Regions from separate parts of the Mus musculus genome. Here region 1 is linked to region 2. The links are chromatin loops, found by intact Hi-C in ENCODE. Cell type or tissue: left cerebral cortex. All regions are shown on one strand. Each heading gives the region's core, and the rest is flanking DNA. Links, peaks and the distances in the headings are about the cores only. Region 1 overlaps Fmnl2 (formin-like 2). Region 2 holds the start of Fmnl2 (formin-like 2).

Region 1 (2,800 bases), core at 25-2,524, 69 kb before region 2:
TGTAAGACAGAAAATGGGCCAGGAGCAGTAGTATACATCTATGGGAGACTGAGGCAAGAGCTTGGGTGCAGAGATTGCCTGGATCACACAGTAAAACCCTGTCATTAAAAGGGGGTAGGAGGTGAGTGCTCCTAGACGCAATGTTGGTATCCTCCACCTCAAAAACAAACCAGCAAATCTGCCTTCTAATGGGAACATACAGGAAGAGAAAATAGAACAAGCAAATCATGTTTGCAGAGTGGATCGCTTTTCAAAAGACACTTAGGATTCTGCCCCCACAAGCTTATAAAGTAAACTCAGTGTTTTCATGCCCGTGGCAAACATAAGTCTAAAAGGATATCGTTCACCTATCCCTACTCAGGAGTGTGCCAGATCTGGATGCAAATCGAAGCTGCGTCTACAAGAGAAAACCTACATGATGAACACTCCTCTCTAGCTGGGAAGTGGATGCCCAAATTACAGGAAAGATCTCTGGGGTTGCACACTTACACAGTAACAAAACAGACCACAGCTGTCACATGGGAACATAGCTCACACCTCTACTTTAGGCTTCCTCAGGACATTTCAGGATGTCCTAGGTACTACCAACCCTCAGCACAGCTGAATCCATAGTATTCTGTACTTATGACATTTTTCTATGCTTAAGACACACAAGGTCAAGTCGGAGAGGATCTCAAGGCCCTTGGACATGACATTCCCACTCGTGATTCTCACAGGTCCTGAAGAGCAAGGCAGCTACTACAAAGTAGAAGCTAACTGCTTGGAAACCCAATGACAGGTGATAATCAGCAAATGTCCAGGTAATCATGATGGCCTCCAATAATGTGTGAATCAGCAATACCCAAGCCAGGAGAGGAAAAACAATCTTCATTCGAGAGTAACAAAGAAAAGAGATGGCAAGAAGCTGCAGAATGAGAAGAACTCAGATTCACCAAAAATGAATTAAAAACTCCCCAGCTCTTACTGTAACCTGAATGAGTCCTACATCTGGTTTAGAGAAGCCTAGCTATTACATTCCACACTGAGACACAAACTGTGAGACCTCATAATCACATCAAAGGTGGCTGGCTGCGACACTACAGAAAAGAGTAAAGAACAAAGGGGCAAAGGGAGAGAGGGGAGAAGGGAACCAATTATATCAAAAAACCATGAAGGAGGACAGAGGCTGCTGCTTCAGTCCGGCCTGTGGCCTGCAGTGGATGTCTGCCAAGCTAACCTTAATTCTGAGTCCATCAGAGTCCATAACATTCACAACTCATTTGTTAGCCTCCATGCACTGTTAGGAGAGCAAATGACTTCACTGGAAAAGACCATAGAAAACTCTGCTGTCTTGCTGGTTCTTTATCGAGAAAGCTCTTGCTCCTTCCTGCTAGAAATAACTCGTTTAGTGCATCCTTCCATGTGCACATCGGGCCCTGCAGTGTATCTAGATCACATTGTCTTACTGGAATCAGGCTGAGTACTCTTCCCGGGAACATCGCTAATGGAGGAAAGGGACTCACTTGTCCTGCCCTCCCGCTCCCTTCCCCCGCCTGGCCTCCAGCCTCCAAGTACCAGGCTCCATTAGTACAGTAATAAAACCACTACTGTTTGATTAGCAGTAATGAGTTCTAAACGTATCAATGGAGTGTTTCACGGGGAAGGGCTATTGTTAGGTGCAGCATCAATCAAGGACAGTAGATATAGCAGCTTTCTTTAAAGCGTGACAGGACTGAAGTGACAAACAGCACACCCATGCTCCTCAGGGACAGCACAATGTCACTTGGACAACTAAGACAAAGGACCAGTGAGCAAATGCCTTCGTTTCCACAGAGCTGTCTCCACTGCAACCTCCTGTTCAAACCCAGGGGGAACCGCTCAGTTTTAAGAACTGCTGCTTCAATTGTCTTCTTCTCTGCTCACTCCTCAAAAGTCACCCAGACTCGCCAATCTCCTTTATATCCTTCTACTTATTAACTTTTCAAAAGAAGAGAGGAAAGCATACTTACATAAAATAGTTCTGCCTCACTTCCCTACTAACTTCAAGGATGAAAAGTAGGTTAGTTAGCTGCCAAACTTCCTGCGTCTGTTTCCTTAACAGGTGCTCTGGGTCAAAATGTGAACCTAACCGTTTTTTGACCCATTACAACAGCAGGTTCATGTGGTCCAAATTCACTGAAATCAAAACAGTTGGCCACTTAGCTGGGAAAAGATATTGAAGTAAATTTCCATTTTAGTCTAGCTTTCTGACTATCCTTTGAAAAGAAAATTTTCTCTATTAAAGACAGATGACTGACAGGCAGACAGACAGACAGATGGTAGACAAACAGATACACACACACACACTTTTTGTGACAGTCTCATATATCCCAGGCTAGTTTTGAATTAACTGTGTTACTGACACTGACCTTGAACCCCTCCTGATCTTGCCTGACCCAGCCTGATCCAGCTGATAGGCATTTACTACCATACCCAGGGTAATAAATTAGATCTTTAATATAGCTACTAACTAGAGAAAATTCTGGTAACTTCATCTTTGGTTAATACAGGTTTATCCACCTTTTTTTCATTAGCTTTGCATTTCTTTTTAATAAATGTACAGCTTCATGCAGGTAGGCAATCAGTCTAGGCACAATAAGGTTCTCCAATTTTAACTCCCGAAAGGACTTCCTAATTCTCTCTGGTGGTAGAGGTTCAGGGTATTTGTTTTTGTTGTTTTGTTTTGCTTTGATAAGGCCCTCCTAACCTATAGGTAAAGAAATACCAAACATTTCCCATGCACTCCCTGAAGGTGCTGTGCTGTCTTCAGGATCAGGACCAA
Region 2 (2,800 bases), core at 225-2,724:
AAAAGCCTTGGAACTACTCAAAAAAGGTCAGCATATGTTGTGCTTTTGTTTCTTGTTTGAGAAACTCAGTATTCTCTTAAACAGCTTGCAAAACAATTGCTTCCAGCTAACAGCGGGCCACTCCATGGAGTGAAAGTAGCCACAGCAAACATCGGACACCCCCAAGGAGCCCAGGATTTACAATCATAAAAGCCTACAGACTCACTTTGTGACCCGCTAGACTCAATGGGAGCACAAATCCACCATTTTAATGAAGGGGCATTATTTTCCTAAAGATTAATTCATACCATGTGTTATTAATCAGCAGAGTAACTGAAAGCTCATGCAAAAAATGCTCTCCCAGTTGAGTAGAACTTAATTGCATTATTGTTATTAGCATGGCTGCGGCAACCTCCTTGTGCCACTGGCTGCCCAACCCCCCTCTCTCTCTCTCTCTCTCTCTCTCTCTCTCTCTCTCTCTCTCTCACACACACACACACACACACACACACACACACACACACAGACAGGCCGACAGACAGACAGATAACACCACACCACACGATGAAGGGTAAAAACAGAAAACCCAGAGCCAGAAAGTTGCAGCTATGTCTGTCAGGAACAGGTTTTTTTTGGTGTGTTTTGTTTGTTTGTCTGTTGTTTTGTTTTTGTTTTCAAGAAACACCGTTTGTCTCTGGAAAGACGGGTCAAGTGTGCACCAGACTGCCTTGAGAAGTAATTAAGCTTGGGCTGTTTCATTTCACAGCGTCCCATCTTGCATAACGTGGGAGCAGCTGTGGGAGATCACAGGCCATGCAAAGCAAAATAGGCAGCCACATCTTTTCCCCCCATGTTCACAGCAACTTCCAGGGGGCCTAAAAGGGCTGCAAAGAGCTGCAGCCTCCGTGCTCCCTGATCACACAGAGCCGACCTGCCATCCAGACAGAGCACGGTCCCAGTACCAAAGCAACCTCCTTTCAAGGGATGAAGAAAGGCAGCTTCAATGTCCCACTCAACATTCAAATCTCAGAAAACCAACTTTTGATCCAGGGCTTGAGACCTCTCCCAAAGTTCTTAAGTTACATGCCAAAATTCTCTCAGGTAGACACAGGAGTTGGCAGCTCCATCACAAGTTCCTCTGGCTCTGGCTGCCTTGTCTTGCATGGATTTAGAAAAAGGGGGAAGCAGAGTGTCAAGTCTCAGACCAGGAGTCCGCCCACCCCACCCCCCAGCCTCATTTCCTTCCCATCATCCCCTTAAGAGAAGGTGGAATCTTAAAACTTGAGAAACCAGGAACCAACTGCACTTGGGACGCTCTCTGGGGCAAGGGAAAAGGCGTCACACCCTTTTGAGCTCACAGCAAGGCAGACTCCGGGTGGGAAGAGCCCAGAAACTTAGTCCCAAAAGGAAACGGAGAGAGAGGATTCCAGTCTTTGATTGAGAAGCTGGAACGGGAAGGCTGAGTGATGCGGAATGCGGGAGGGAGCCATGGACTCGACTGAAGGAACTGGGGTCGTCCGTGAAGTCAGGACGGCTCTTAACACGTCCCAGCCAAACTGCACATTTTTGTGGTTTAAGATTTAAGACCAAAGGGAACACACTGAGGTTCTCCCCTGCCCGGGGCGCTTCTCCCCCACCCCCCGCCTTCCCCACCCGCGTCTGGGTTTCAGATGCCTCCCCCTCGCGGAGGGACCACGGCGCCACTCAGCTGCCGGCCTCCTCTTTCTCTTTCTGGGGAGCTGTCCATCTGCCCAGCCGCGAGGTCCACCCTCCAAGTTCGGCCGACCGAGTGCGGGCGCGGCGCCTGCGGCCAGCCACCTGCGCGCGTCTGCAGCAGACCCCGCAAGGCCCAGAGCTGCGCGTCCGGGGGATGCTACGCAGAGGGTCGGGGTCTGCCGGTTGCTTTTCATTCTTTAAACAAAAAGCTTTAGCGGCCCGTCCCTCACTCCTCCCCGGCCAGCCACCTTCCCTTCACACCCACTCTGCACCTCCCGGCACACGCGCTGCGAGGTGCTGCTCCCGCCAGACAATGGGTTCGTGGCCGCCGGGGTAGCCCGGCCCGAGCTCCTCTCCCCATCCGAGGACCCCTGGAGAGCGCAAGGACGGAGGCTGAGAGAAGCGAGGCTGGGAGCCCACAATGGGGAAGGTGTGAGCCTCGCCCTTGGGACCGGAGGAGCCGGGTCATCTGCGCCGCCTGCCCCACGGGGGCCCCGCGCCCGGCCGCAGCGGACTCACTCACCAGCACGATGGCAAAGCGCTCCTCCAGTTCACCTGGCTCGGGCATCGGCAGCTTCAATGGCACGTTGTGCGCCTTGAAATCGGTCTGCTGCGAGTCCATGCTCCCCGCGTTGCCCATGTCGGCTGCGTGCCGGAGCCCCGGCTGGCTCCGGGCCCCTTGCGTCCGCGTCCAAAATGCCCACAGCCCCGGGCGCTTGGCTCCCGCCCTCCGCCGCGTCCCGGTTAGTGCTCAGCGCACGCCGCTTCCTAGCAGAGCTCCGAACCCAGCCGGTCCCCGGCCGTCCTCATGCTCCCCGCCGCCCCGGCGCCGCCCCGGCCTCTCTGCCTCGCGAGGGGTCTGCAGGGCGCTGGGCGCCGATCCGCATGGTGCTCCCGCCGCCCCCGCCGGCACCCGCGGCCGCTTGCGCGCTCCTGCTCGTCCGCCTCTCGCCCCGGCCGCAGCGGCGCTGACACCTCAGCCCCGGCCCCACAGCGAGCGGACGTTCGCGCACGGCTGGCCGACACAATGCCCCCTCTCGGCCCCCGCCCCCGGCCCGGCTCCGCCCACCCGCCCCGCGGACTGCCGGGACGCGTAGTTTCGGCC

Evidence for each region. A loop is a pair of places that touch in the nucleus more often than their neighbours do. Peaks named below come from ENCODE experiments on the same cell type or tissue, not always from the same donor. Only the 100,000 strongest peaks of a DNase experiment are listed, where the experiment ranks them.
Region 1: a loop joins it to region 2, with 2.1 times the contacts of the local background. A loop is called at or near these places in 5 of 42 quality-filtered maps.

The regions. Positions count from the first base shown.
Region 1 is chr2:52,926,866-52,929,665 of GRCm38, reverse strand. All of the region lies in intron 1 of Fmnl2 (formin-like 2), which reads right to left. Among named protein-coding and RNA genes, the nearest start is that of Fmnl2, 70 kb to the right of the region's middle. In left cerebral cortex, for the core only: no CTCF peak of the experiment used is centred there; a DNase peak (open chromatin) is centred at 1,542; H3K27ac peaks cover 868 bases.
Region 2 is chr2:52,857,678-52,860,477 of GRCm38, reverse strand. It overlaps Fmnl2 (formin-like 2), which reads right to left and starts at 2,610. Exons shown (of 27, transcript NM_172409.2): 1 at 2,219-2,610. The coding sequence starts at 2,335. In left cerebral cortex, for the core only: a CTCF peak has its summit at 1,667; DNase peaks (open chromatin) are centred at 1,673, 2,312, 2,327, 2,710 and 2 more places; H3K4me3 peaks cover 2,325 bases; H3K27ac peaks cover 2,194 bases.